Linked DNA regions of Homo sapiens: region 1 is linked to region 2. Evidence: read pairs that join two places in POLR2A ChIA-PET (ENCODE). Cell type or tissue: OCI-LY7. All regions are shown on one strand. Each heading gives the region's core, and the rest is flanking DNA. Links, peaks and the distances in the headings are about the cores only. Region 1 overlaps MAN2B1 (mannosidase alpha class 2B member 1). Region 2 holds the start of ZNF709 (zinc finger protein 709).

Region 1 (12,065 bases), core at 4,066-12,065, 170 kb before region 2:
GCCTAGGCTGCCTTAAAAACAGGTTCATTACCTGTGCTCAGACCCCATCCATCCTCAGGCTGTGGAAGGGGGAACCTCATTCCTGGAGTCAGGCCTGCTCTGCGCTTTGACAGTGCTGGGGAGGTGAACCTGGGTTCTGATGTTGGACCCGCCCTCTCCCTGCTAGCCCAAGGTGGTGAGTTCTGAAACTTCCCCAAGCTTGGAAATAAGCTGGAGGCCTCTCTGTTTCAGCCCTACGTGTTTTTGTTTTTGTTTTTTGAGACAGGGTCTTGCTGTCATCCAGGCTGGAGTGCAGTGGTGCAATCCTAACTCACTATAGCCTCAATCTCCCGGATTCAAGCGATTCTCCTGTCTCAGCCCCCCTAGTAGATGAGACTACAAGAGCGCACCACTACGCCTGGCTAATTTTTAAATTTTTTGTAGACAGTCTGCCCGTGTTGTGCAGGCTGGTCTCAAAAACTCCTGGGTTTAAGTGATCCTCCTGTTTTGGCCTCCCAGAAGGCTGGGATCATAGGCAAGAGCCACCACATCGACCTAGCACTGCTTTTTAACCTGTGCTCTGACCTGCCCCTCCCAAGCAGAGGGGAGTTTGGTGGTGAGAGGGCTGGGCACTAATTCACACTGCCTTTTCCTCCCTCATCCCCAGATGGGCTTCGACGGCTTCTTCTTTGGGCGCCTTGATTATCAAGATAAGTGGGTACGGATGCAGAAGCTGGAGATGGAGCAGGTGTGGCGGGCCAGCACCAGCCTGAAGCCCCCGACCGCGGACCTCTTCACTGGTAGGGGGCTTGGTGAGGGCAGGGCCAGCCATGGTGCCACACACTCAGAAGGGCCCTGGGCTTGATATCTGCTCTGTTGTCACTGTCCTGGAATTCCTATAGTCTGGGAACAAAGGCCCTGCATTTCCTTTTGCATTGGGACACAAATTCTGAAGCCCATCCTGGGTGGGACATGGCCGGCTTTGAAACCAGGGAAGGTCTGGGTGATGGGCCACCCCTTGAACTTGGTGTGACCTGCAGGTGTGCTTCCCAATGGTTACAACCCGCCAAGGAATCTGTGCTGGGATGTGCTGTGTGTCGATCAGCCGCTGGTGGAGGACCCTCGCAGCCCCGAGTACAACGCCAAGGAGCTGGTCGATTACTTCCTAAATGTGGCCACTGCCCAGGTAACCCTGGTGTCCAGAACCTTCGAGTCCGGTATATACAATACAATGAGCTCTTTCCATGGTACAGGCATCCCCTAACACGTTCTCCTTATTTTTAATTTTTTTGAGACAGTCTTACTCTGTCACCCAGGCTGGAGTGCAGTGGTGCGATCTCGGCTCACTGCAACCTCTGCCTCCTGGGTTCAAACAAGCACATCCAGCTAATTTTTGTATTTTTGCACTGGGGTCTCATCATGTTGTCCAGGCTGGTCTCAAACTCCTGAGCTCAAGTGATCTGCTTGCCTCGGCCTCCCAAAGTGCCGGGATTACAGGCATGAGCCACCGCACCTGGCCTCTATTTTTAACATTTTTATTTATTTATTATTATTTTTTTTTTTTTGAGACAGAGTCTTGCTCTGTCACCCAGGCTGGAGTGCAGTGGCATGATCTCAGCTCACTGCAACCTCCGCCTCCCGGGTTCAAGCGATTCTCCTGCCTCAGCCTCCTAAGAAGCTGGGATTAGAGGCACCTGCCACCACACCCAGCTAATTTTTGTATTTTTAGTAGACAGGGTTTCGTCATGTTGACCAGGCTGGTCTTGACCTCAGGTGATCTGCCCGCCTCAACCTCCCAAAGTGCTGGGATTACAGGTGTGGGCCACTGTGCCTAGTCTATTTTTAACATTTTTATTGAGAATTCCTTTTTTATTTTTTTTAGACTCACTCTGTCGCCCAGGCTGGAGTGCAGTGGCACGATCTCGGCTCACTGCAACCTCCACCTACTGGGTCCAAGCGATTCTTCTGCCTCAGCCTCCCGAGTAGCTGGGATTACAGGTGCCCACCACCATGCTCGGCTAAGTTTTATGTCTTTTTAGTAGAAAGGGGGTTTCACCATATTGGCCAGGCTGGTCTCGAACTCCTAACCTTTTGACCCACAGCCTTGGCCTCTCAAAGTGCTGGGATTACAGGCGTGAGCCACCGCGTCCAGCCTTTAACATTTTTATAATTAAAAAACATTATTTTTTCACAGAGATAAGGTCTCACCATGTGGCCCAGGCTGGTCTCAAACTCCTGAACTCAAGTGATCCTCCTGCCTTGGCCTCCCAAAGTGCTAGGATATAGGTGTGAGCCACCATGCCTGGCATAACACGTTCTCCTTAAAAAAATTTTTTTTTCCTTTCTTTAAAAATTGATGGCTGGGCATGGTGGCTCACGCCTATAATCCCAGCATTTTGAGAGGCCGAGATGGGCAGATCATCTGAAGTCAGGAGTTCAAGACCAGCATAGCCAAAATGACGAAACCCTGTCTCTACTAAAAATACAAAAATTAGTCGGGTGTGGTGGCGCACGCCTGTAATCCCAGCTACTTGGGAGGCTAAGGCAAGAGAGTCGCTTGAACCTGGCAGGTGGAGGTTGCAGTGAGCCGAGATCACGTCACTTCACTCTAGCTTGGGCAGCAGAGTGAAACTCTGTCTCAAAAAAAAAATTGTTTTAGATTAATTTTTTTTTTTTTTCTTGAGACAGGGTCTTGCTGTGTGGCCCAGGTTGGTCTTAAACTCCTAGACTCAAGCGATCCTCCTGCCTCAGTCTCCTGAGTAGCTGGGATTACAGGTGTGAGCCCCTGTAATCATGTTCTCATGCCCCCTGGAGGAAGATGCTATTCTATTCACCATCACAATGTCCCCCTCCTGGATTTATGTGCATTCCTCATTAGAAGAGATAGCATAGGCTGGGCAAGAGATAGCATGGCATGGTGACTGGATGCCCTCTTCTAGGTAGTGGGTCCAAGAGAACTGCTCAACAACTGGTGGCTACTTTTATCTGTGTCCCCACGCTCCCAAGTGCCATACCCCCACCCATGCCTGTGCACCCAACATCCTTGACCCCATATACATCAAAACACAGCTATACACAGGGATGGCCCAGGATCCTCTGGCTTCAGGACTCCCCTCTTGCCTGCAGGGCCGGTATTACCGCACCAACCACACTGTGATGACCATGGGCTCGGACTTCCAATATGAGAATGCCAACATGTGGTTCAAGAACCTTGACAAGCTCATCCGGCTGGTAAATGCGCAGGTCAGTGCGCCTACCCTGTGGTACCCTTGTGCACATGTGCGCTTGCATCCGGGGGCCTTGGGTTATGTGCATAGCTCTCAGTGCTGTCTTTGTTTTCTATTGTTCTATTGTGGTCATTCTATAACAAATGACCACACACTTAGCAGCTCAAAACAACAGAAATACATTGTCTTACAGTTCTGTAGGTAAGAAGTCCAGCATGAGGCCGGGCGCAATGGCTCATGCCTGTAATCCCAGCATGTTGGGAGGCTGAGCCGGGCAGATCACGAGGTCAGGAATTCGAGACCAGCCTGACCAACATGGTGAAACGCTGTCTCTACTAAAAATACAGAAATTAGCTGGGTGTGATGGTGCGTGCCTGTAATCCCAGCTACTCGGGAGCCTGAGGCAGGGGAATCTCTTGAATCCGGGAGGCGGAGGTTGCAGTGAGCGGAGATTGTACCACTGCACTCCAGCCTGGGCCACAGAGAAAGACTCTGTCTCAAAAAAAAAAAAAAAAAAAAAAAATCCAGCCTGAGTCTCACCAGGCTATAATCAAGGTGTTGGCAAGGCTGTGTTCCTTCTGCAGTCTCTAGGAGAGAATATAATTTCCTTGCTTTTTCCAACATCTAGAAGTTACCCACATTCAAAATCTATTCTTGGCTCCATCTTCAAAGCCAGCCACATAGCATCTTTCTGACCCTGTTTCTGTAATCACATCCCTTTCTCTCATTCTCACCTCTTCTGCCTCTCTCTTCCACATTTTATTTATTTACTTAGAGACGGAGTCTCGCTCTGTCGCCCAGGCTGGAGTGCAGTGGCGTGCTCTCGGCTCACTGCAACCTCCGCCTCCTGGGTTCAAGTGATTCTTCTGTCTCAGCCTCCCAAGTAGCTGGGACTACAGTCGCGTGCCACCACGCCCAGCTAATTTTTGTATTTTTAGTAGACAGGGTTTCACCATGTTGGCCAGGATGGTCTCGATTTCTTGACCTCGTGATCCACCCCGCTCGGCCTCCCAAGGTGCTGGGATTACAGATGTGAGCCACTGTGTGGCCTAATTTCCCTACTTTAAGTTTGGCTGATGAACAACCTCAATTCCATCTGCAACCTTAATTCCCCTTTTGCCATGTAATCTAATGTGGTAATAGGTTCTGGGGATCAGGACATGGACACTTTTGGGCAGTTATCATTTTACCCAACACAGATGTGTTAGTGTTTTGCACTAAGTGGCCTGTGGCTGTGGCTGTGTGCACAGTCAGTCACTCTCATCAGCACAGAAACTTGTCTCCCCTCTCCCATCTCAGACACCCCTTCCCATCAATCTTGTCCTCACTACGGTGCAATCTCCATTCCCACCTTCCACTCGCTCCCAGCACTGCTATTTCACCAAAACAGCTCTTTTATGTCATTTATTTTTATTTATTTTTTCTTTTTAAAATTTTATTTATTTATTTATTTATTGAGACAAGAGTCTTGCTTTGTCACCCAGGCTGGAGTGCAGTGGCATGATCTTGCCTCATGGCAACCTCTGCCTCCTGGGTTCTAGTGATTCTCCTGCCTCAGCCTCCCAAGTAGCTGGGACTACAGGCATGTGCCACCAACCCTGGCTAATTTTTGTATTTTTAGTAGAGGCAGGGTTTCACTATGTTGGCCAGGCTGGTCTCAAAACTCCTGACCTCAGGTGATCCGTCCGCCTTGGCCTCCCAAAGTGTTGGGATTGTAATCTGAGGTGGGCGGATCACTTGAAGACAGGAGTTGGAGACCAGCCTGGCCAACATGGTGAAACCTTGTCTCTACTAAAAATACTACAAATTAGGTGGGCGTGATGGCACTCATCTGTAAGACCAGCTACTCGGCAGGCTGAGGCAGGAGAATCGCTGGAACCTGGGAGGCGGAGTTTGCAGCCAGCTGAGATCGTGCCACTGCACTCCAGCTTGGGCGACAGAGTCAGACTCAGTCTCAAAAAAAAAAAAAAAAAAAAAAGTTTATTGAGCACCTACTGTGTACATTGGGGGACACAGCTCGTGCAAAACAAACATCCTTTTCCTCACATAGGTCACTTTCTTGTTCCTCCACCTTGCTCAGGTGAAAGTGCACCTCCATTCATTATAAAAATTGTGTCTAGGCCGGGCACGGTGGCTCATGCCTGTAATCCCAGCACTTTGGGAGGCTGAGGCGGGCGGATCATGAGGTCAGGAGATCGAGACCATCCTGGCTAACACGGTGAAACTCCGTCTCTACTAAAAAATGCAAAAAATTAGCCGGGTGTGGTGGCGGGCACCTGTAGTCCCAGGTACTCATGAGGCTGAGGCTGGAGAATGGCGTGAACCCAAGAGGTGGAGCTTGCAGTGAGCTGAGATTGAGCCACTGCACTACAGCCTGGGCAACAAAGTAAGACTCCGTCCCAAAAAAAAAAAGTTGTGTTTTTTGGTAACAATCTGACAGTCCTGCAAAACGATTATTCCTGCCCTATAATGTCACACTTAGTTTTTCCACAAAAGTTTTTAATAATAAAGTTGGAATTATTGTAAAAGTTTAGTAAAATTTCAGGTTTATTCTTGCATCTCTGAAATCCTTTTAAAAAAGGCTAGTGGTCATGTTTGACTTCAGCCAAAATTCATTTTCACACCCAACCATTGGCTTGCACGCCAAATATGTATTTAGAGAAACTGAACCTATGGGATGCATGAATGTGCACACATGTGTGGAAGTGTGGGCCCCCAGGAAGGTGCGGACTCCCGAGGGCTCACTCCGTCGCCTCCCCCAGCAGCAGGCAAAAGGAAGCAGTGTCCATGTTCTCTACTCCACCCCCGCTTGTTACCTCTGGGAGCTGAACAAGGCCAACCTCACCTGGTATTTGGGGAAACTGGGGAGCTTGGGGGGGTTGGCATGCCCCGTGGGTCATGACCCTGCCCTCAATGCCCCTGCCGCTGTAGGTCAGTGAAACATGACGACTTCTTCCCTTACGCGGATGGCCCCCACCAGTTCTGGACCGGTTACTTTTCCAGTCGGCCGGCCCTCAAACGCTACGAGCGCCTCAGCTACAACTTCCTGCAGGTGGGTAGGAGCCGGGCTAGAGGGGGCATGCAGCCCCGAGGCCCGACAGGCTGGGCGCCCCAACATACCCCTCTGCCTCCAGGTGTGCAACCAGCTGGAGGCGCTGGTGGGCCTGGCGGCCAACGTGGGACCCTATGGCTCCGGAGACAGTGCACCCCTCAGTAAGTGTCGGGCCCAAGAGGGGAAGAGGTTTGCGGCTGAAGTTGGAAACCACCCCTAGGCCGCCCCCCTCGAGTTTCTTCTTTTTTTTTTTTTTTTTTTTTTTTTTTGAGACGGAGTCTCGATTTGTCTCCCAGGCTGGAGTGCAGTGGTGCGATCTCGGCTCACTGCAAGCTCCACCTCCCGTGTTCACGCCATTCTCCTGACTCAGCCTCCCGAGTAGCTGGGACTACAGGCGCCCACCACCACGCCCGGCTAATTTTTTGTATTTTTAGTAGAGACGGGGTTTCACCATGTTAGCCAGGATGGTCTCGATCTGACCTCGTGATCCGCCCGCCTCGGTCTCTCAAAGTGCTGGGATTACAGGCGTGAGCCACCGCCCCCAGCCGTCCTCGAGTTCCTTCTTAAAGCCTCTAAGAATCCTGCCCGCCAGCACCGGACCTTTCGCTTCCCCTTGGGGTCTCAGCTGAGTCCCACAGAACCTCACCGGACTCATTGTCTATGAGCAGATGAGGCGATGGCTGTGCTCCAGCATCACGACGCCGTCAGCGGCACCTCCCGCCAGCACGTGGCCAACGACTACGCGCGCCAGCTTGCGGCAGGCTGGGGGCCTTGCGAGGTGCGCGGGGCGAGACTTGGGAGACACGGGGGTGGAGACAGGAAGGGGCGGGGCCAGGGCCTGGGAAAGGGGACAGAGACAGGTGTGAGGCGTAGCCGAGAGCCCTGTGGCGGGGCTACAAGGGCTCGTGGGGGCGGGGCTTGTAGGAGGCGGGGAAAGATACAGGAACGGGGCGGGGCTTTGGAGGGGGGAAGGAGGCGGGGCGTGGGCAAGAGGAGGCGGAGACAGCTATGGGGTATAGTCAAGGGCAGCAGGGTGGGGCTAGAAGGGGTTTTGGGGCGACTCTTGAGGGAGGCGGGACAGAGACCGGAACGGGGCGGGGCCTGAGGAGAGGGGAGGAGTCAGGCCTGGCGTCCTGAACCCACCGGTCCCTTTGCGCTCTTCCGCAGGTTCTTCTGAGCAACGCGCTGGCGCGGCTCAGAGGCTTCAAAGATCACTTCACCTTTTGCCAACAGCTAAACATCAGCATCTGCCCGCTCAGCCAGACGGCGGCGCGCGTGAGCCGGGACGGGAGGGGTGGATCTAGGGCAGATGGGCTTTAGAGGGGGTAGTTGGAAAATGTTTTTGGAGGACTATACAGGAGTGAAATTACGTGGGCTGCGAAGCTGGGTCAGCAGAGAGAACAACGCATCTCGAGGGGGCTTGGCCTTAAGTGCCGTGACCACACTAGGACCAGCCAGGGGTGTTTCTGTGCAAAGTGGGTGGGTTTGGAGAAGGCCTGCTGTGACCCATGCCCTCTCTGACCCCCGCCTCCCCAGTTCCAGGTCATCGTTTATAATCCCCTGGGGCGGAAGGTGAATTGGATGGTACGGCTGCCGGTCAGCGAAGGCGTTTTCGTTGTGAAGGACCCCAATGGCAGGACAGTGCCCAGCGATGTGAGCCCAAACAACGAATATTCCCCCGCTGGGACTCCTCCCCCAGTGGGCATTTCCTCATCGCCCCCATGGATATCGCCTGCTTCCATGAATACCTCCCACTCATGCATATCTCTTCCCCCCTCTTGTATCTTCTCCCTCTGCCCCTTAATATCAGTCTCCCCTTGGGAACATATGCCTCCTGTGAGTGGTCCTCCCTTTTTTTTTTTTTTTTGAGACGGAGTCTCGCTCTGTCACCCAGGCTGGAGTGCAGTGGCGCGATCTTGGCTCACTTCAAACTCCGCCTGCTGGATTATAGGCATGAGCCACCGTGCCTGGCTGGTCCTCCATTTTAATACCCCGCTTCCCCAGGAAAATTTATTGCTGTTTATGGACATCTCCTTCATTCCAGAAAACGTCCTCCCCCAAACCTCTTCCTCCCCCGAGAACCTGCCTCAAGGGTTTCTTCCCCTACTTCCTCCTTCACTCCCCCGACTCCATGGTCTCTCCACCCTCCCGGTGGGTTTTTTTTTCCACCTGGTGAATCTTCTCTGCAATCATTTCCTTGGAATCTGACTGTCCCCCCACCACACACACCTCCATTTCCTTTCCCCATCTCAGGACTCTTTTCCTTCCTTGAGTTTTTTGTCTCCATGCATGTATAGCTTTCCATGGGTACTCTTGACTCAGTTTCCCTCCTCCTTTATCCGAGGTGGTAATATTTCCCAGCTCAGACAGCCAGGCGCACCCTCCGGAGCTGCTGTTCTCAGCCTCACTGCCCGCCCTGGGCTTCAGCACCTATTCAGTAGCCCAGGTGCCTCGCTGGAAGCCCCAGGCCCGCGCACCACAGCCCATCCCCAGAAGATCCTGGTCCCCTGCTTTAACCATCGAAAATGAGGTGAGACCCCATTTCAATCCCCTTTCCTGCTCCTGTGACAAATTTGAAGTGTCATGGTGAGCTGTGTGGACTCTGGGTCAGCAGGTCCCTAGGCTTATGACCTCCTGTCACAACTCCCCTCATTGTGTGTCCTTGAGCAAGTGACCTTTGTCTGAGCCTCAGTGTCCTTTCCTGGGACTGTTATGAGGACCCAGTGTGATCATGGGTGACACTTGACAGACATGTCAGAGTTGGTGGCAGGTGGTGGTTCGCAATTTTGGCAGGGACGTTTCAGGGAAGGTGTTCCCGATAAAGGTGACATTTAAGATATGACCTGAGGGAGGGAGCCGTGTGGCTATTTGAAGGAAGAGAGATCCAGGTGGGGAGAGAATAACAGGCATAAAAGCCTTCGAGCAGGAGAGTGTGCAGAATTCCAGGAGCCACAAGGAGCTCAGTGTGGCTGAAGCAGGGTGAACGGGTGACAGGTCAGACCTTGAGGGCCTTGAGGACCAACAGGAAGACTTTGGCTTTTGCCAGTCATTGTTGCTCATGTGTCTACTCCTAGCTCTTTGGGAGGCTGAAGCGGGAGGATCACTTGAGCCCAGGAGTTGTCCCAGCTAATTGGGAGGCCCAGATGGGAGGTTTGTTTGAGCTGGGGAGTTCGAGGTTGCAGTGAGTAATGATTGTCCCACTGTACTCCATCCTGGCAACAGAGTGAAACCCTGTCTGAAAAGAATAATAATAAAATAGGCCAGGCATCGTGGATTATACCTGTAATTCTAGCACCACGGGAGGCTGAGGTGGGTGGATCTACTGAGCTCAGGAGTTTGAGACCAGCTTGGGCAACATGGTGAAACCCAGTCTCTACAAAAAATTAGCTGGGGGTGGTGGTACACGTCTGTAATCCCAGCTACTTGGGGGCTGAGGAAGGAGGATTGCTTGAGCCCAGGTGGCAGAGGTTGCAGTGAGCCGAGATCATGCCACTGCACTCCAGCCTGGGTGACAAAGTGAGACCCTGTCTCAATAAAATAAAATAAAAGAAGTTCTGCAGTAGGACTGTTCATGTTAGGAAGAAAACATCTTTTTCATATTTTTATTAAAATAAAATAAAAGAAGTTAAAACGTTCCCACAGGCCCCTAAAAGTCTTGTGAGTTCTGGCATTGTGGTTCACACATCAGATGCCCAAGTTGGCCCTGGTCCGCAGCAGAGGAGGGCTTTGATGGGACTTAGGGTATCACAGGTGTGCTCTGGCTGTTGTGGGGAACAGACTGTAGGCAGCCAGTGTGGAAGTGCAGGGACCTGGAAGGGGTTGACTGCACTGGCCCTGGAAGGCCCTGGTAAGAGGTGGTGAGGTTGAAAATAAGGTTGGGGGGGCCGGGCGCGGTGGCTCACACCTGTAATCCCAGCACTTTGGGAGGCCGAGGCAGGCAGATCACGAGGTCAGGAGATGGAGACCATCCTGGCTAACACGGTGAAACCCTGACTCTACAAAAATACAAAAAATTTAGCCAGGCGTGGTGGCGAGCATCTGTAGTCCCAGTTACTCGGGAGGCTGAGGCAGGAGAATGGCGTGAACCCGGAAGGCGGAGCTTGCAGTGACCTGAGATGGCGCCACTGCATTCCAGCCTGGGCAACAGAGTGAGACTCCGTCTCAAAAAAAAAAAAAAGAAAAAAAAAGAAAAAAAGAAAAGGCTGGGGTGGGCACGTTGGCTCATGCCTGTAATCCCAGGACTTTGGGAGGCTGAGGCTGGCAGGTCACCTGAGGTCAGGAGTTTGAGACCAGCCTGGCCAACACAGTGAAACCTCGTCTGTACCAAAAATACAAAAATTAACTGGGCGTGGTGGTACACACTTGTAGTCCTAGCTACTCGGGAGGGAGAGGCAGGAGAATCACTTGAACCCAGGAGGTGGAGGTTGCAGTGAGCCGAGATCATGCCACTGCACTCCAGCCTGGGGGACAGAGCAAGACTCTGTCTCAAAAGCAAACAAAAAAAAAATCAGGTTGAATGGCTGGGTGTGGTGGACTGCTTGAGCCCAGGAGTTGGACACTAGCCCCAGGCAACATAGTGGGACCCCCATCTCTAGAAAACAAATTTAAATTTTTTTTTTTTTAATTTAGTAGAGATGGAGTTTCACTATGTTGGCCAGGCTGGTATCAAACTCCTCACCTCAGGTTATCCACCCAACTTGGTCTCCCAAAGTTCTGGGATTACAGGTGTGAGCCACCACGCTCGGCCCTAAAAAAATTTTAAATTGAGAAAAAAAGGGGCCAGGCGTGTTGGCTCATGCCTGTAATCCCAGCACTTTGGGAGGCTGAGGGGGGGGTGGATCATGAGGTCAGGAGTTCGAGACCAGCATGGCCAATATTGTGAAACCCTGTCTCTAATAAAAATACAAAAATTAGCCAGGTGTGGTGGCATGTGCCTGTAGTCCCAGCTATTCAGGAGGCTGAGTCAGGAGAATTGCTTGAACCCGGGAGGCGGAGGTTGCAGTGAGCCAAGATCACGCCACTTTCTGCACTCCAGCCTGGGCGATAGAGCGAGACTCAGTCTCAAAAAAAAAAAAAAAACAAAAAACCCAGGCCAGGTGCAGTGGCTCACGCCTGTAATCCCAGCCCTTTGGGAGGCCAAGGCGGGTGGATTACCTGAGGTCAGGAGTTGGAGACCAGCCTGACCAACATGGCGAAACCCCGTCTCTACTAAAAATACAAAAATTAGCCAGGCATGGTGGCATGTGCCTGTAATCCCAGCTACCCAGGAGGCTGAGGCAGGAGAATTGCTGGAACCCAGGGGCAGAGGCTGTAGTGAGCAGAGATTGCGCCCCTGCACTCCAGCCTGGGCGACACAGCAAGTTTCTGTCTCAAAAAAAAAAAATAAAAATCCGGCTGGGCACAGTGGCTTATGTCTGTAATCCTAGTACTTTGGGAGGCCAAGGTGAGCAGATCACTTGAGTTCAGGGGTTTGAGACCAGCCTGGCCAACATGGTGAAACCCTGTCTCTACTAAAAATATGAAAATTAGCCAGGCGGGGTGGTGGGCACCTGTAATCCCAGCTACTTGGATAGCTGAGGCACGAGAATCACTTGAACCCGGGAGGTGGGGGGTGCAGTGAGCCAAGATTGCACCACTGTACTCTAGCCTGGGCTACAGAGTGAGACTCAGTCTCAAAAAAAAAAAAAGAAAAAAGAAAAATTAAAAAAAGAAAACACACACACATACACACACAAACCCATCTGTGGACCCTTTTCTGCCCAGCACATCCGGGCAACGTTTGATCCTGACACAGGGCTGTTGATGGA
Region 2 (16,062 bases), core at 4,517-12,516:
TTCTGGAGAATTTCCCTATATTTTCTTTTAGTAGTTTCATAGTTTAAGGTCTTAGATTTGAGTCTTTAACTGATTTTGATTTGATTTTTGTATATGGTGAGAGAGAGAGGTCTGTTTCATTATTTTGCATATGGTTATCCAGTTTTCCCAGTCTCTTTATCGAAGAGACTGTCCTTTTCCCAATGTATGTTCTTGGCACCTTTGTCAAAAATGAGTTCACCATAGATGTATGGATTTATCTCTGGCGTCTCTATTCAGTTCCACTGATCTTTGTGTCTGTTTTTATTCCACTACCATGCCATTATGGTTACTGTAGCTCTAAAGTTAGATAATATGATTTATAGTCATATTTAAATAATTTAAAGTCAGGTAATATGATTCCTCCAGTTTTGTACTTTTTGCTTAGGATAGCTTTGGCTATTCTGGGTCTTCTTTGGTTCCATATACATCTTAGGATGTTTTTTTCTATTTGTGTGAAGAGTGTCATTGGTATCTTGATTGGGATTGCATTAAATCTCTAGATTTCTTTGGTTAGTATGGACATTTTAACAATAGTGATTCTAGGCCGGGCGCGGTGACTCGCCTATAATCCCAGCACTTTGGGAGGCCGAAGCGGGCGGATCACGAGGTCAGGAGATCGAGACCATCCTGGCTAACACGGTGAAACCCCGTCTCTACTAAAAATACAAAAAATTAGCCGGGCGAGGTGGCGGGCGCCTGTGGTCCCAGCTACTTGGGAGGCTGAGGCAGGAGAATGGCGTGAACCCCGGGGGGCAGAGCCTGCAGTGAGCCGAGATCGCGCCACTGCACTCCAGCCTGGGCGACAGAGCAAGACTCCGTCTCAAAAAAAAAAAAAAAAAAAAAATAGTGATTCTTCCAATGCATGAACATGAGTATCTTTTCATTTTTTTGTCCTCTTCAATTTCTTGCATCAATGTCTTATAGTTTTCATTGTAGGTATTGTTCACTTCTTTGGGTAAGTTAATTCCTAGGTATTTAATTGTAGCTATTATAAATGGGATTACTTTATTGACTTCTTTTTTAGATTGTTTGCTGTTGGCATATAGAAATGCTACTGATTTTTGTATGTTGATTTTGTATCCTGGAACTTTACTGAATTGGGTTATCATTTCTAATAGTTTTTCGGTGGAGTCTTTTTTTTTTTTTTTTTTTTTGAGACAGAGTCTCACTCTGTCGCCCAGGCTGAAGTGCAGTGGTACGATCTCAGCTCACTGCAACCTCACCTCCTGGGTTCAAGCGATTCTTCTGCCTCAGCCTCCTGAGTAGCTGGGAGTACAGGTGCATGCCACCATGACCAGCTAATTTTTGTATTTTTGGTAGAGACAGGGTTTCACCATATTGGCCAGGCTGGTCTCAAACTCCTGACCTCGTGATCCACCTGCCTCGGCCTCCCAAAGTGCTGGTTGGTGGAGTCTTTAGTTTTTTCCAGATATAGGATTATAATATTTGCAAATTCAACAACACATTAAAAATGTAATGCATCGTGACCAAGTGGGATTTATCCCAGGGGTGCAGGGTTGGTTCAACATATTGATAGTGTTCTATGAAGCACAAAAGCTATTACTTTTATGAGGCCCAAATTATGTGTGTGTGTGTATATATATGTGTGTGTGTGTATTCTATTGCACACACACATCAATTTTTGCTTTTGCTGTCATATGTAAGAATTCTTTTTTCCTTTTGTTTTTTGAATAGAGACGAGGGTCTCACTATGTGGCCCAGGCTGGTCTCAAACTCCTGACCTCAAGTGATCTTCCCACTTTGGCCTCCCAAAGTACTGGGATTACACGCATGAGCCACCACACTTGGCTGCATATGTAAGGATTCTTTTTTATTTTTTGAGATGGAGTCTCACTCTGTCATCCGGGCTAGAGTGAAGTGGCATGATCTCAGTTCACTGCAACCTCCACCCCCCCGGGTTCAAGTGTTTCTCCTGCCTCAGCCTCCTGAGTAGCTGGGATTACAGGCATGCACCACTATGCCAGGCTAATTTTTTGTATTTTTAGTACAGATGGGGTTTCACCACGTTGGCCAGACTGGTCTCAAACTCCTGACCACAGGCTGTCCGGCCCCCTCGGCCTCCCAGAGTGCTGGGAAAACAAGCATGAGACACTGCACCCGGCCTGCATATGTAAGAATTCTTTGCCAGATCCAAGATTATCAATATTTCCCACCTTTTTTTCCTAGGATTATTATAATTTCACCTCTTATGTTTTGGTCTGTGATCTATTTCAGTGAATTACCATATATTGGGTGATGTAGGGGTCCAACTTCATTCTTTTGCATGTGGCTATCCAGTTGTCTCAGCACCAATTTATGAAAACAATAGTCTTTGCATATTCTTGGCAGCATTTTGAAAGTCATTTGAGTATATATATATATATATATACATATATATATATATGTATGTATATATATATATGTATGTATATATATATATGAGTTTATTTCTGGGATTTCAATTCTATTCCATTGATCTCATCTATTTGACATTATAATTTTGCATTTACTGGAGACTGAATGACACAAATTGTAATCAGAAAACCATGGAGTTCTTCCCAGTTTGGAGAAAGGTAACAGTCATCTGCATAGTGCAAACCATCTCAGGTTTTTCCGATGAACAGGGTGATATCTAGCCAAATCCACAGTGATTTCCCAGTTGACAAATCCAAAAGAACTATGGATGTTTAGAGGGCAATTATCCAAGTTAGAATTGCAGCAAGCTACAGACAGAGGGTATTATTTTGATTTTCATCCCAATTTAGTTAAAAATAAGGTATATGTCTGGCGGCGGTGGCTCACGCCTGTAATCCTAGCACTTTGGGAGGCTGAGGCTGGTGATTGCCTGGGCTGAGGAGTTTGAGACCAGCCTGGGCAACATGGTGAAACCCCGTCTCTACTAAAATACAAAAGAAATTAGCTGGATGTGGCGGTGTGCACCTGTAGTCCCAGCTGCTTGGGAGGCTGAGGCAGGAGAATTGCTTGAACCCAGGAGACGGAGGTTGCAGTGAGCCGAGTTTGCCACTGCACTCCAGCCTAGGCGACAGAGCGAGACTCTGTCTCTACCAAAAAAAAAAAAAGTATATTTGACATTTTCAATCTTTAATGCTTTTTTAAACAAGAGAAGTAGCTGGGTAATTTTTGTTTCAATGATCCACAAAGACCCAAAAGCCCATGAAACTGTCCGCAGGTATCATTTCCATATGGTAGACCTCCAGCACACGTTAGGGAAGATGGAAAAAAAAAAAGTTAACAGCTTTGTGTTTTACTAGAGAGCAATTAAAACCTAATTTTTGTCCAACATTTCAATGACATATATGCATCTCACTATATGTCATTGGAAATTAATGTGATATAATCATTAGTATTTCATTTGACTAGCCCCATCCAACCATACGTCCTATCTTATGAATGAAAAATTTGAAGTATAGGGAGCACAAGGTCTTGCCTACATTCCTATAGCCCACAGTGCTAATGGAATCTCTCCGTCTTTTTTTTTTTTAGATGGAATCTCACTCTGTCACCCAGGCTGGAGTGCAGTGGCGTGATCTCGGCTCACTGCAACCTCCGCTTCCCAGGTTCAAGCGGTTCTCCTGCCTCAGCCTCCCGAGTAGCTGAGACTACAGGTGCACACAACTGTGCCCAGTTAATTTTTTTGTATTTTTGGTAGAGACAGGGTTTCACCATGTTGGCCAGGCTGGTCTTAAACTCCTGAATAGAGACGCCAGAGATAAATCCATACATCTATGGTGAACTCATTTTTGACAAAGGTGCCAAGAACATACATTGGGAAAAGGACAGTCTCTTCAATAAAGAGACTGGGAAAACTGGATAACCATATGCAAAATAATGAAACAGACCTCTCTCTCACCATATACAAAAATCAAATCAAAATCAGTTAAAGACTCAAATCTAAGACCTTAAACTATGAAACTACTAAAAGAAAATATAGGGAAATTCTCCAGAACATTGGAGTGGGCAAAGATTTCTTGAGTAATACCCTACAAGCACAGGCAACCAAAGCAAAAATAGATAAAGGGGTCACATTAAGTAAAGAGCTTCTGTACAACAAAGTGAAAAGACAAGCTACAGAATGGGAGAAAATATTTGCAGACTACCCATCTGACAAGGAATTAATAACCAGAATATAGACCGGGCGCAGTGGCTCACGCCTGTAATCCCAGCATTTTGGTAGGCCGAGGCGGGCGGATCACGTGGTCAGGAGTTTGAGACCAGCCTGACCAACATGGAGAAACCCCATCTCTACTAAAAATACAAAATTGCACATGCCTGCAATTCCAGCTACTGGGGAGGCTGAAGCAAAGTGCTGGGATTACAGGCATGAGCCATCGTGCCCAGCCCCGTAATCTCTCAGTTTTGAAGTTCGAATGTGTGCCACCACCTGTACTGGGCACTGTCAAAAATAGAAAACTTGGCAGGGCACTGTGGTTCACACCCGTAATCCTAGCACTTTGAGAGGCTGAAGCGGGCGGATCACCTGAGGTCGGGAGTTTGAGACCAGGTTCACCAACATGGAGAAACCCCGTTTCTACTAAAAATACAAAATTAGCCGGGTGTGATGGTGCATGCTTGTAATCCCAGCTACTCGGGAGGCTGAAGCCGGAGAATTGCTTGAACCCAGGAGGCGGAGGTTGTGGTGAGCTGAGATGGCGCCACTGCACTCCAGCTGGGGCAACAAGAGTGAAATTCTGTCTCAAAAAAAAAAAAAAACAAAAAAACTCAGAACACTGCAGGTACTGTATCAATGTTTACAAATAAGTCGTCAAATTTGAAAACAGGACTAATAAGACTACTTTGTGTTCCATTTATATGACATTCTGAAAAAGGCAAAGGTATAAAATTGTAAAAGAGAATAGTGGTTAAGAGTGGAGGAGTGGGCCGGGCGTGGTGGCTCACGCCTGTAATCCCAGCACTTTGGGAGGCCAAGGGGGGGCGGATCACAAGGTCAGGAGATCGAGACCATCCTGGCTAACACAGTGAAACCCCAGCTCTGCTAAAAATACAAAAAAAATTAGCCGGGTGTGGTGACAGGCGCCTGTAGTCCCAGCTACTCGGGAGGCTGAGGCAGGAGAATGGCGTGAACCTATGATCAGGAGTTCGAGACCAGCCTGGCCAACATGGTGAAACCCGGTCTCTACTAAAAATACAAAAATTAGCTGGAGTGGTGACGGACACCTGTAGTCCCCAGCTACTCAGGAGGCTGAGGCAGGAGAATCGCTTGAACTCAGGAGGTGGAGTTTGCAGTGAGCTGAGATTTCGCCACTGCAGTCCAGCCTGGGTGACAGGGTGAGAGTCTGTTTCAAAAAAGAAGTGAAAATCAATTGGGAAGAGATCTAGGAATTTAATCAAGATATAGTGTAGACTGTAGGCCTACTGTTTTTCAGGAGATAACTGGAGAATAAGATTTTTCGGGCCAGGCGTGGTGGCCCAGGCCTGTAATCCCAGCACTTTGGGAGGCCGAGGTGGGCGGATCACCTGAGGTCAGGAGTTCAAGTCCAGCCTGGCCAACATGGTGAAACCCTGTCTCTATAAAGAATACAAAAAAATTAGCTGGGCATGGTGGCAGGTGCCTGTAATCCCAGCTACTCGGGAAGCTGAGCCAGGAGAATCACTTGTACCTGGGAGGCAGAGGTTGCAGTGAGCCGAGACTGTGCCACTGCACTCCAGCCTAGGCAACAAGAGTGAAACTCCGTCTCAAAAAAAAAAAAAAAAAAAAAAAGATTTTTTGGGGGAGGGAGGGGGATCTGCAGGTGTCATATCAAAATAGAAATTATTTCTTTAAGCTGGGCATGCTAGTGCACACCTGTAGTCCCACTTACTTGGGAGGCTGAAGCAGTCCAGCCTGGGTAACATAACAAGATTACATCTTAAAAAAACAAAAACAGAAAACAGAAAAATGAACAGAGCCTGAGAAATATGCAGGACACTATTTAGTTGACCAATATGTGTGTAATAGAATTTCCCAAAGGAGAGGAGAAGAGTCTGGCAGCTCTTCAAAGATTAAAGATAGAATTACCATGTAACCCATCGATTCCATTCCTAAGTGTATTCCCAAGACAAATGAAATCCTATGTCTACAGAAAAACTTGTACATGGATGTTTATAGCAACCTTATTAATAACAACTAAAAGGTGGATACAAACCAAATGCCTATTAATGGATGAATGGATAAACAAAATGGGCTATATTGGTACAATGAAATATTGTTTTACTGTAAACAACAAATGAAGTATTGATACAAACTTCAATGTAAATGTCCCTTGAAACAGTTATGCTAAGTGAATGAAGTTAATCTCACAAAGAACACATAGTATATGATTCCATTCCAAGTCTACAATGGGAAAGCTATATAGCAACTGAAAGTAAATTAATGGTTGCTTAGGACAGAGGCTTGGAGGAGGAAGATGGGAAGATAGGACAGTGACAGCCAAAGGCTACAGGGGTTTCCTTTTTTTTTCCTTCCTTCCTTCCTTCTTTCCTTCCTTCCCTCCTTCCCTCCTTCCCTCCTTCCCTCCTTCCCTCCTTCCCTCCTTCCTTCCTTCCCTCCCTCCCTTCCTTCCTTCCTTCCTTCTGACAGGGTCTCACTCTGTCACCCAGGCTGGAATGCAGGATCACAGTTGACTGTAGCCTTGACCTCCTGGGTTCAAACAATCCTCGGGCCTCAGCCTCCCCAGTAGCTGGGACTACAGGTGTGCACCACCATGCCCTGCTAATTTTTAAAAAATTTTCTTAGAGATGGGGGAGGGGGGGGCCTCACTATGTTGCCCAGGCTGATCTCAAACTCCTGGGCTCAAGCAGCCCTCCCACCTAAGTTTCCTAAAGTGCTGGAACTACAGGTGTGAGCCATCATGCCCTGCCCATTAGTAGGTTTGATCCAATATCTTAAGTATATTGAGTTTCCTAGTACATGCCAAATTTACATAATCTTTTGTGGTTTTTTAAATAATCTCAGTGAAAATGGAATTAATTGCCTTATCGATATCATAGCCATTTACATTTCAAAATTCTCTAGGGGCTGGGTGCAGTGGCTCATGCCTGTAATCCTAACACTTTGGGAGGCTGAGGCCAGCAGATCACTTGAGCCCAGGAGTTCAAGATCAGCCTGGGTGAGATAGTGAGATGCTGTTTCTACAAAATAAAAATAAAAAGAAAGAAAGAAATTAGTCAAGCATGGTGGCACGTGCCTGAGGTTCCAGCTACTCAGGTGGCTGAGGTGGGAGGATTGCTTGAGCCCAGAAGGTCGAGGCTGCAGGGGGCTCTGATTGCACCACTGCATTCCAGCCTGAGGGACAAAGAAGGGCCCTGTCTCAAAAACAAAAACCACAAACCAAACAAACATAAAGGATCCACAAAAGTTCTCTAGGGACATAGTCAAAAACTGGTCCGAAATAAATATCCTTCCAGTGTTCAGTTTTACTGAACACATCTCATGGCTTTGGGTTTAACTGAATAATTCCTCACTGGGCACGGTGGTTCATGCCTGTAATCCCAACACTTTGGGAAGCCAAGGAGCATCACCTGAGCCCAGGAGTTCGAGACTAGCCTGTGCAACATAGTGAGACCACCCCACCACCGCCATCTCTACCGAAAAAAAAAAAAAAAGGAACTCCTTCTCTCAGACTAGGGCTGTGGGGTCCAAACTTCCCACTAGAGCAAAGTGTGGGGGGAGGGAAGGGATGGGTGACGGCCTAAACCCTGTCAGTTGTCAAAGATTAAAACGTAGTCACTCTTTGTTAGGTATGATGAGGTCACTCTGTCACTCTAAGTGTCTGTATTTGTAAACAAGAGTCAGAAATCCATGAATGGCCTCGCAGCCTTATGCTAAGTCTGGGAGCGTCTGACCCTTCCGTTCTAGTCTGGCATGGCCCGGGCGTCCTTTTTCGCTGTGGACAAAGAGCCTTTTTCTGGAAACTGAGCCTGGAATTTCCTGCGCTGTGCACGCTTGTGTCTCCGCGCTCAGAAGGAGCTGCAGGAAGACACCAGTGCCCGACCCCGGGTACGTTAACAAATTCTGCTTAGACGCAAATATCCGTGGCAGGGGAACAGATTCCTGACCCCGGACGAATGCAGGTTGCTTAGAGACGCGACTTCCCTACTAGCTGTCACTCAGGCAACGAAGGCGGGTCCAAGAGTGCAATGTCCAATCAGGGGCGCCGCCGGGAAGGCGGGCGGAGGGGCGCTGCGCAAACGGCGAGGGCGTGGCTACCAGCCGCTGCGCTCCGCTCTGGGGTCTCCTCACCCCAGAAGGCCCTCAGGTGGAGGAAGGGCCTCAGGTGGAGGTAGGACCTGTGCTGGCCGCGGGAGAGGTAAACAGAACACCAGGACATCCCAGAGTCTGGGAAATGGTAAGTGTGCGGGGCTGGGGGTCTTGAGATGGGAGAGAGGGGCGGGTTGAAACCGGCCGGATCTGGCTGTGGTGGGACCCAGGCCTCCCCGCCGTTGTCTCCCGGGTCTGTGGACCCGAGTCCTCCTGGCGCAGCTCGGCCCTCGGTCTCTTTGGCCGCAGGATGGGGCTGGGCCGGCAGCCGGGACCCCGGACGTCTTGTCAAGTCCCTGCGCGGCGACTGCGGCCCCAGTCCCGGAGCCCTCTCTGGGCAGCTCCGAGCCCGCAGCCTCGCGTCTCCCCAGATTGTGCTGGGGCACGGGAGGGTCATGGAGGGAATCCCGTCTCGGTCGTGGGGTTCGTGCGTGGGAGGAGCAGTGTTGTGTGGGGTCCTCAGTCCCTCTTTTCTTCCCAAGGGAGGACTCGTTTCTCAAGGTTTCCAAGTGTATGGGAAGCCAGATCTCAAACCCACGACCGTGTCCTCCAGCCTGGCTCTTCCCAGAGCTGGGATTAAATCCCTAAATTTCTAGATCTCTTTCAAATGCCAATGTCTTCTCTCCAGTTCACAACGTCGTTATTTCAACCAGACGCAGTATTTTAATTATCCTTTTTGTACAGAGGAATGGATGGTTCTTTTAAAAAGATTTAACGTATGCTTTGGGGTATTTATATGAGAGGAAAACAGAGGAGAAGGACTTGAAGCTACCTCGTGTAAAATGCTTGTGCCTCTCTTGCCAGTATCTCTCCTGGGACCTGACATCCTATGGGAACTCCTTTGGGTTGAGTCTCCTTTTTGGAAACTTTTCTGGGAGATCTGTCCTTTCCAGCGCAGCACTTCCCCTCCCTGGGCTTATCACCTTGAAAAGATTTACTCACTTAATTGATTCTCAAAAAATGTAAAATATACGTAATTAGGAGACCTACAGCCCAGCCAACATGGCGAAACCCCGTCTCTACTAAAAATATAAAAAATTAGCCGGGCGTGGTGGTGCACATCTGTAATCACGGCTACTCAGGAGGCTGAGGCAGGAGAATCACTTGAACCCGGGAGGCAGAGGTTGCAGTTGAGATGAGATTGCGCCACTGCACTACAGCCTCGGCGACAGAGTGAGACTCTGTCTCAAAAAAATAAAAAAATAAAATAAAATAAACCTTTAGAGTGGATGTAAAATATTTCCAAAGAGGCAAGAAAGAGATGGGTTTCAGAAAATAATAAAATATCAAGCTAGGAGCGTTGGCTCACGCCTGTAATCTCAGCACTTTGGGAGGCTGAGTCAGGAGGATCGCTTGAGCTCAGGAGTTCAAGACCAGCCTAGGTGACATAGAGAGACCTCATCTCTACTAGAAAAAAAAAAAAAAAAAAAAAAAATTAGCTGGGCGTAATGGCCTGCACTTGTAGTCCCAGCTACTTGGGAGGCCGAGGCGGGAGGATTGCTTGAGCCTGGGAAGTTGAGGCTGCTTTGAGCCTTGATCATGCCACTGCACTCCAGGCTGAGCAAGGTCTCACACCTTGTCTCAAAAACAGAAAATAATAATAATGAAATATCCCAGTATGATATTGCATTTATTAAAAATTTTTGTTTCTCTTTTTTTCTTCTGAGAATGTATAGCAAGTTCCTCAGGTCTGTTCTTTCCTTTTCGGTGATTTCAAATGGAATTCCATTCTGGGCTCAGGTTATCCACCTGCCTCAGCCTCCCCTTTGATTTCTTCAAACACAGGGTTTGTCTCATGTAAATATCAGTAGTGGTCCAGGTCACTTGACTGGAGAGCAAAGAGGACTCAGGTCAGTGACTCCAAGCTCTAAGACCAACCCTTGGGTCTCCCAAGGGATGTAATCGAAGGCCCAGTTGTTTCTTCCTAGGGAGCCTCCCCTGCAGGTGTCCTACCTGCTCATACCTACTGTGGAAGGAGCCCTTTGTACTGAGAGAAGCTGCTGAGCACTGGAAAGCTGGGGATCTGAATGCACGTTGGGGGATTGGCTGAATCCAGTGATGCCCTTCCTGAGGGCATAATTGTGGTTTCCTTGGGCCTATTTTTAGACATTAGGTTTGAGTTTTGCATCTGTTGTGTAGGTGCACTCAGTGTAATTTTTCTATAGTGAGAAAGTCTGTAAAGGCCAGGAGATCTGTCTCCTGGACACAGGATGAATGAACTGGGGAGTTCATTTGGGTCAGAACCTTAATCTCAGTCCAGTTGAGAGTTTCCTCACTTACAACAATTGAAGGGGCGATTTCCCTGTCACCAGGGGTGAGGGAATGTGTGGAGCTCGCTGAGTTCATTCCTTTGGCTCCTCAGGTGCCCCTGCCCTCTGTCACCAGGGACTGTCTCACTCTAAAGGTTGTTGCCCAACAGCAAGAATGTGGGCCCCAAGCTTGTGTATGTGTTTAGCTTTCTGAGTGTGGGTTTTCCTTCTGAATTGTGGAGAAGCAGTCTGCTAGTCTGAGCTGACTTGAGAGGGAGAGGGAGAGAGAGAGGGAGAGGGAGAGGGAGCGTGTGTGTGTGTGTGTGTGTGTGTGTGTTTGTGTGTGTGTGTGTGTATTTTAGAGGTGGGTTCTCACTTTGTTGGCCAGGCTGGTCTCAAACTGCTGGCCTCAAACAGTCCTCCCACCTTGGCCTCTCAAAGTGCTGGGATTACAGATGTGGCTTGGCTTTCCTTTCCCTTTCCTTTCCTTCTTCCTTTCCTTTCCTTCTTCCTTTCCTTTCCTTCTTCCTTTCCTTCCTCCTTTCTTTCTTTCCCCTTCCTTCCTTCCCTTTTTTTTTTTTTTAAGTCAGTGTCTCACTCTGTCACCCAGACTAGAGTGCAGTGGTGTGATCATAGCTAACTGTAACCTCGAACACCTTTCTTGGCTCAAATGATCCTCCCACCTCAGCTTCCCAAGTACCTAGGACTACAGGTGTGCACTGTCACACCTGAATTTGTAAATTTTTTGTAGATCCTCACTGTGTCCAGGCTGGTGTTTTTTTTTCCCTTTGGATTCCTTTATTTGCTGACTATTACAGCAGCTGAATTCTAGTTTCTGTTAACACTTTTTAATGTTATTCCATATGTGAGTGTGTTAAATTTTGTTTCTTGGGTTTGAAAATGTAAGTCGATTGAAAGGTATGATGCAACTAAGGCAAGAAAATTCTGAAACCAGGCCGGGTGTGGTGGCTCACGCCTGTAATTTCAGCGCTTTGGGAGGCTGAGGCAGAAGGATCACTTGAGGTCAGAAGTTCGAGACCAGCCTGGCCAACTTGGTGAAACCCTGTCGCTACTAAAAATATAAAAATTAACCAGACATGTAATTTTTGGTGGGTGGCTGTAATCCCAGCTACTCGGGAGGCTGAGGCAGGAGAATTGCTTGAACCCCGGGTTGCAGGGGAGGTTGCAGTGAACCGAGATTGTGCACTGCAATCCAGCCTGGGCAACAGAGCAGGACTCCATCTCAAAACAAAAAAAAAGAAAACTCTGGAACCAAACAGAATATTTGTTTCTTTTAGGCAAGAGAACCTCAAGATAAGAGATGAATGTATTTACATTCTCAGGTACATTTTTCATTTTTAGATCGGTTTTTGTATGTGCATGTCATAGAGTACTTGGAAATTTAAAAGAGGCCAGGCATCGTGGCTCATGCCTGTAATCCCAGCACTTTGGGAGGCTGAGGCAGGTGGATTGCTTGAGCCCAGGAGTTTGAGACTAGCGTGGGCAACATGGCGAAACCCTGTCTCTACAAAAAAAAAAAAAAATTAGCCAAGTGTGGTAATTTTAGCTGGGTGTAGTCCCAGCTACTCAGGAGGCTGAGATGGGAGGATCCCTTGAGCCTGGGAGGCAGAGGTGGCAGTGAGCCAAAATTGAGTCAGTGTGCTTCATTCAGCCTGGGCGACAGATTAAAACCCTGTCTCAAGAAACAAAAACAAAAACGAAAAAACCTCAAAGTCCATATGATTCCTATTGCAAATGAATTTCCACTGGAACTGAAAGGAAAATGCAATTGAACTTTTTTTTTTTTTTTTGAGACGGAGTCTTGCTCTGTCGCCCAGGCTAGAGTGCAGTGGCGCGATCTCGGCTCACCGCAAGCTCTGCCTCCCAGGTTCACGCCATTCTCCTGCCTCAGCCTCCTGAGGAGCTGGGACTACAGGCGCTCGCCACCACGCCCGGATAATTTTTTGTATTTTTAGTAGAGACGGGGTTTCACCGTGTTAGCGAGGATGGTCTTGATCTCCTGACCTCATGATCCACCCGCCTCGGCCTCCCAAAGTGCTGGGATTACAGGCGTGAGCCACTGCACCTGGCCTGAACTTCTTTATTTGGTAGAATAACTACTCAAAGCTTATATATATATTTGAAAATCCTAACATACTTAAGATAAAATGCTAATGCATTATAATATGCTACTCCTTCCCAATAGCACCTCCCAGTGTGAGATGGTAGGACACATAATAATGCACCTTGTCATTATAGTTAGAAAGAGATTTGAAAGTTTTTCACTTTTGTAATTGTCAGTGCTTAAAGTATTAAGTTTTTGTTTGTTTTTTTTTTAAAAAACAGGGTCTCGCTCTGTTGTCCTAGTTAGAGTACAGTGGCACAATCATAACTCACTACAGCCCTGAACTCCTTTCACCTCTGCCTCCCAAGTAACTAGAATTACAGACATGAGCCACCATGCCCACCTAATTATATATATATATTCTTTTTTGTAGAGACAGGGTCTCACTCTCTTGACCAGATTGGTCTTGAACTCCTGGCTTCAAGCAATCCTCTCAACTTGGCTTACCAAAATTCCCTAGTATGAGCCACCACACCCAGCTGGATTCAGTCTTTTTTTTTGAGACAGAGTCTCACTCTGTCACCAGGCTGGGGTGCAGTGGCACAATCTCAGCTCACTGCAGTCTCCTACTCCCAGGTTCAAGCAATTCCCCTGCCTCAGCCTCGCGAGTAGCTGGGACTACATGCGTGCACCACCACGCCCGGCTAATTTTTTTGTATTTTAGTAGAGACGAGGTTTCACCATGTTGGCCAGGATGGTCTCGATTTCCTGATCTCGCGATCCACCTGCCTTGGTCTCCCAAAGTGCTAGGATTACAGGCGTGAGCCATCGCACCCGGCCTGGATTAAGTCTTAGGATTGTTTCATACGTAGAAAATTTTAATCAAAATTTAAAAAGCAAAAGTAAGTTGATTAAAAATGAAGATTATTAAGTAGTAAAATATGGCTTATTTAAATTTAGCTGTTTATTTTAAAGAAATCATGCATGTGGAAGTTAGAAAAAAATCCACAATAGTTGAGTCTAACTTGAAAAGACTCACTGCCAGCATATTCTGGTCCAGTCCAGCCAGGGCACTTGCTCTAGCCACCCCCCAAATACTCACTTTTGATAATTTTTTATTTTTTTTGAGATGGGGTCTTGTTCTGTTGCCCAGGCTGGAGTACAATGACATGATGATAGCTCATTGCAGCCTCAACCTCCTGGGCTCAAGTGATCTTCCCACCTCAGCCTCTTCAGTAGCTGGGACTACAGGTGTGTGCTGCCACTCCCAGCTAATTTTTAAATTTTTTGTAGTGATGGAGTCTTACTATGTTGCTCAGGCTAGTCTTGAACTCCTGGGCTCAGGCAATCCTCCTGCCTCAGCCTGTCAAAGCACTGGTGTTATAGGTATAAACCACTGTGCCTGGCCTTTTAATAATTTCTTAAGCATACTGTCAGTGTTTCTTTTTATAAAAATAAGCAATTGCAAATGCATGTTTTTCATACTCATGTTGGTTCTGTAATGAGTAGTTGGACTCTGCATGTTTTGATTTTGGCTGTGCACATCATAAGCGTCACCCTTCTCTCTTCTCCTCGTGCTGCACACCTGGGCAAGCTGAAAAAGTCTGGGAGCAGGAAATTCAAACCACAGAAGCTCCTGCCCTTGAGCAGGTACTCTCTTGTAGCCCCACCCCCAAACTACAATAAAAACCCAGGCCAGGAGGCTTTCTTTGCTCTCTGAAGCTATGTCACACCTGCTTGGGCAGCCTGCCCTGCTTTCCCCAAGACCTCAATGATCACAGTAGTGAGTCTTTTCATACCCTTTGGTGTCTGTTCTCCACGCTGTTATTAGTGTCAACATTGGAACGACACAGGAATTGTTACCATGAGCATGGTGTTCAGACATTGACTGTCACCCCATGGGTCTGTCTTCTCTTGCACTGAATTGCTACCTGCTCTGTTGCCTGATGGCCAGCATGCACTTTCAGCTGCTGCTTTCTGGGAAGCTACTACTTTGAGTTGTGCTACTCTGTGCTGCATGTTGAGCCCTGCCAAGTCTGGGTTCTATGTTTAGCCAACTGGAGTTGGCCGTTTTGATAATTCCTTGGCTTTTTTGAAGAGGAATATGAGATTTGATACTCCTTAAAGTGGTCCTGGGTAGTGTTTCTTGGCCTGGACTTATCTGTGTGTTTTAGAGTGAAGCTGTGACTGCTGCTGACCTGGCATACAAGGTGCTCATGGGAAAGACTACCTGCCAGAGCAGTCATTTTTGAAAAAGAGACAAAAGAGAGGGGGAAAGGCAGCTGTTAGATGGTGGGCCGAGTCCACACTCCTAATAGCACAGGGCTCCCAAGGACCCTTAAGTGTTGCTGCTGTTGCTCTATTGCAGCAAGGATGCTGACCCTCAGGATTATAGGGCACACTCATGTTTCCTCTGCAGCATTGCAAAGGGTTCATTCAAAGCCAGCTTAAGGCCCAGGTGCTTAAACTTTATAAAGCAACCATGAGGGACAGGCCCCTAAGCCTGATAATAGTGATTTGTGGCTCTCTGGAGGGAAAAGAACACCCCTCCCCTGTAGAGAGGATTTTGCTGTCAAAATATATCCAGGGACAAAAACAAAAACAAAACAAACATGTTAGGAAGGAAAGGAACAAAAGAAAAAAATGCTGAAAAAGAGGTCCACAATTTGACCCAATTGGAAATTCCAAATAGACTAAAGGAATTTAGACGGCAAAAAAGATAAAAGAGCCTCTATATCATAGGTTCTGTATTAATTTTAACATCTTATGTAATGTATTAATTAACACACTATAGGATTAGCCAATACAAGGGCTCAAATTATGGTTATACCTGGGAGACCCACTAAAATTTAAGCAAGGTATCCCCTGATAATCTTAAGGGAGTTACTGAATATAAAATAGAAGACAAATAAGTATGTCTCATCTTAGCCATCATAACTGTGCCTAAATTCCCCATGTTCATGGCACCCAGTGTCCTAAAATACGCCAGAATGAACAGGTAAACTCTAAACCAGTGAGTCATAAGTGAAATTTAAATTAAATCTTTGGCACTTACAAACTGGCTTGACAGAATGAGACCCTGTGGAACTTACTCCCCAGTTAAATTAGTTATGATGGCTCAATATAAATTGAACAGGGCCTTGAAGGGTTGAAAAGTATTATGTAAAACTTGTTTAGTGAGGAAGTGATTATTCCCCGTGCTTCTCGTTTTAAAAGTACAGTTTGGCCTTTCTTAAACTTGGAGAGAATGAATGGCAACCCACAATGGATTACCATAACCTTAATGCTGTGGTCCCACCCATTAAGCCCCTATACCAATATCCAACATGGAAATTACTGACACCATCCAGCTGATCTCACAGATTTCACCATCTCACAGGCTAATTATATAACTTTACCTAGTTTCCCAAGGGAACCTCAACAGCCTTGCTGTTGCACAGTCTTTGCAG

Evidence for each region. ChIA-PET counts read pairs that join two places held together with the same protein. Peaks named below come from ENCODE experiments on the same cell type or tissue, not always from the same donor. Only the 100,000 strongest peaks of a DNase experiment are listed, where the experiment ranks them.
Region 1: POLR2A ChIA-PET joins it to region 2 with 5 read pairs; 4 of 35 experiments call an interaction of 5 or more read pairs at or near these places.

The regions. Positions count from the first base shown.
Region 1 is chr19:12,652,417-12,664,481 of GRCh38, reverse strand. MAN2B1 (mannosidase alpha class 2B member 1) reads left to right here. Exons shown (of 24, transcript NM_000528.4): 5 at 647-779; 6 at 1,020-1,165; 7 at 3,106-3,222; 8 at 5,972-6,054; 9 at 6,138-6,258; 10 at 6,341-6,419; 11 at 6,927-7,036; 12 at 7,426-7,533; 13 at 7,795-7,911; 14 at 8,603-8,788; 15 at 12,022-12,065. Among named protein-coding and RNA genes, the nearest start is that of MAN2B1, 8.3 kb to the left of the region's middle. RefSeq lists an enhancer at 1-70 and a silencer at 6,961-7,161. In OCI-LY7, for the core only: a CTCF peak has its summit at 6,375 (motif pointing right); a DNase peak (open chromatin) is centred at 7,181.
Region 2 is chr19:12,476,980-12,493,041 of GRCh38, reverse strand. It overlaps ZNF709 (zinc finger protein 709), which reads left to right and starts at 8,226. Exons shown (of 4, transcript NM_152601.4): 1 at 8,226-8,387. The coding sequence starts at 8,385. In OCI-LY7, for the core only: no CTCF peak of the experiment used is centred there; DNase peaks (open chromatin) are centred at 8,181, 8,481 and 10,371; H3K4me3 peaks cover 2,824 bases; H3K27ac peaks cover 805 bases.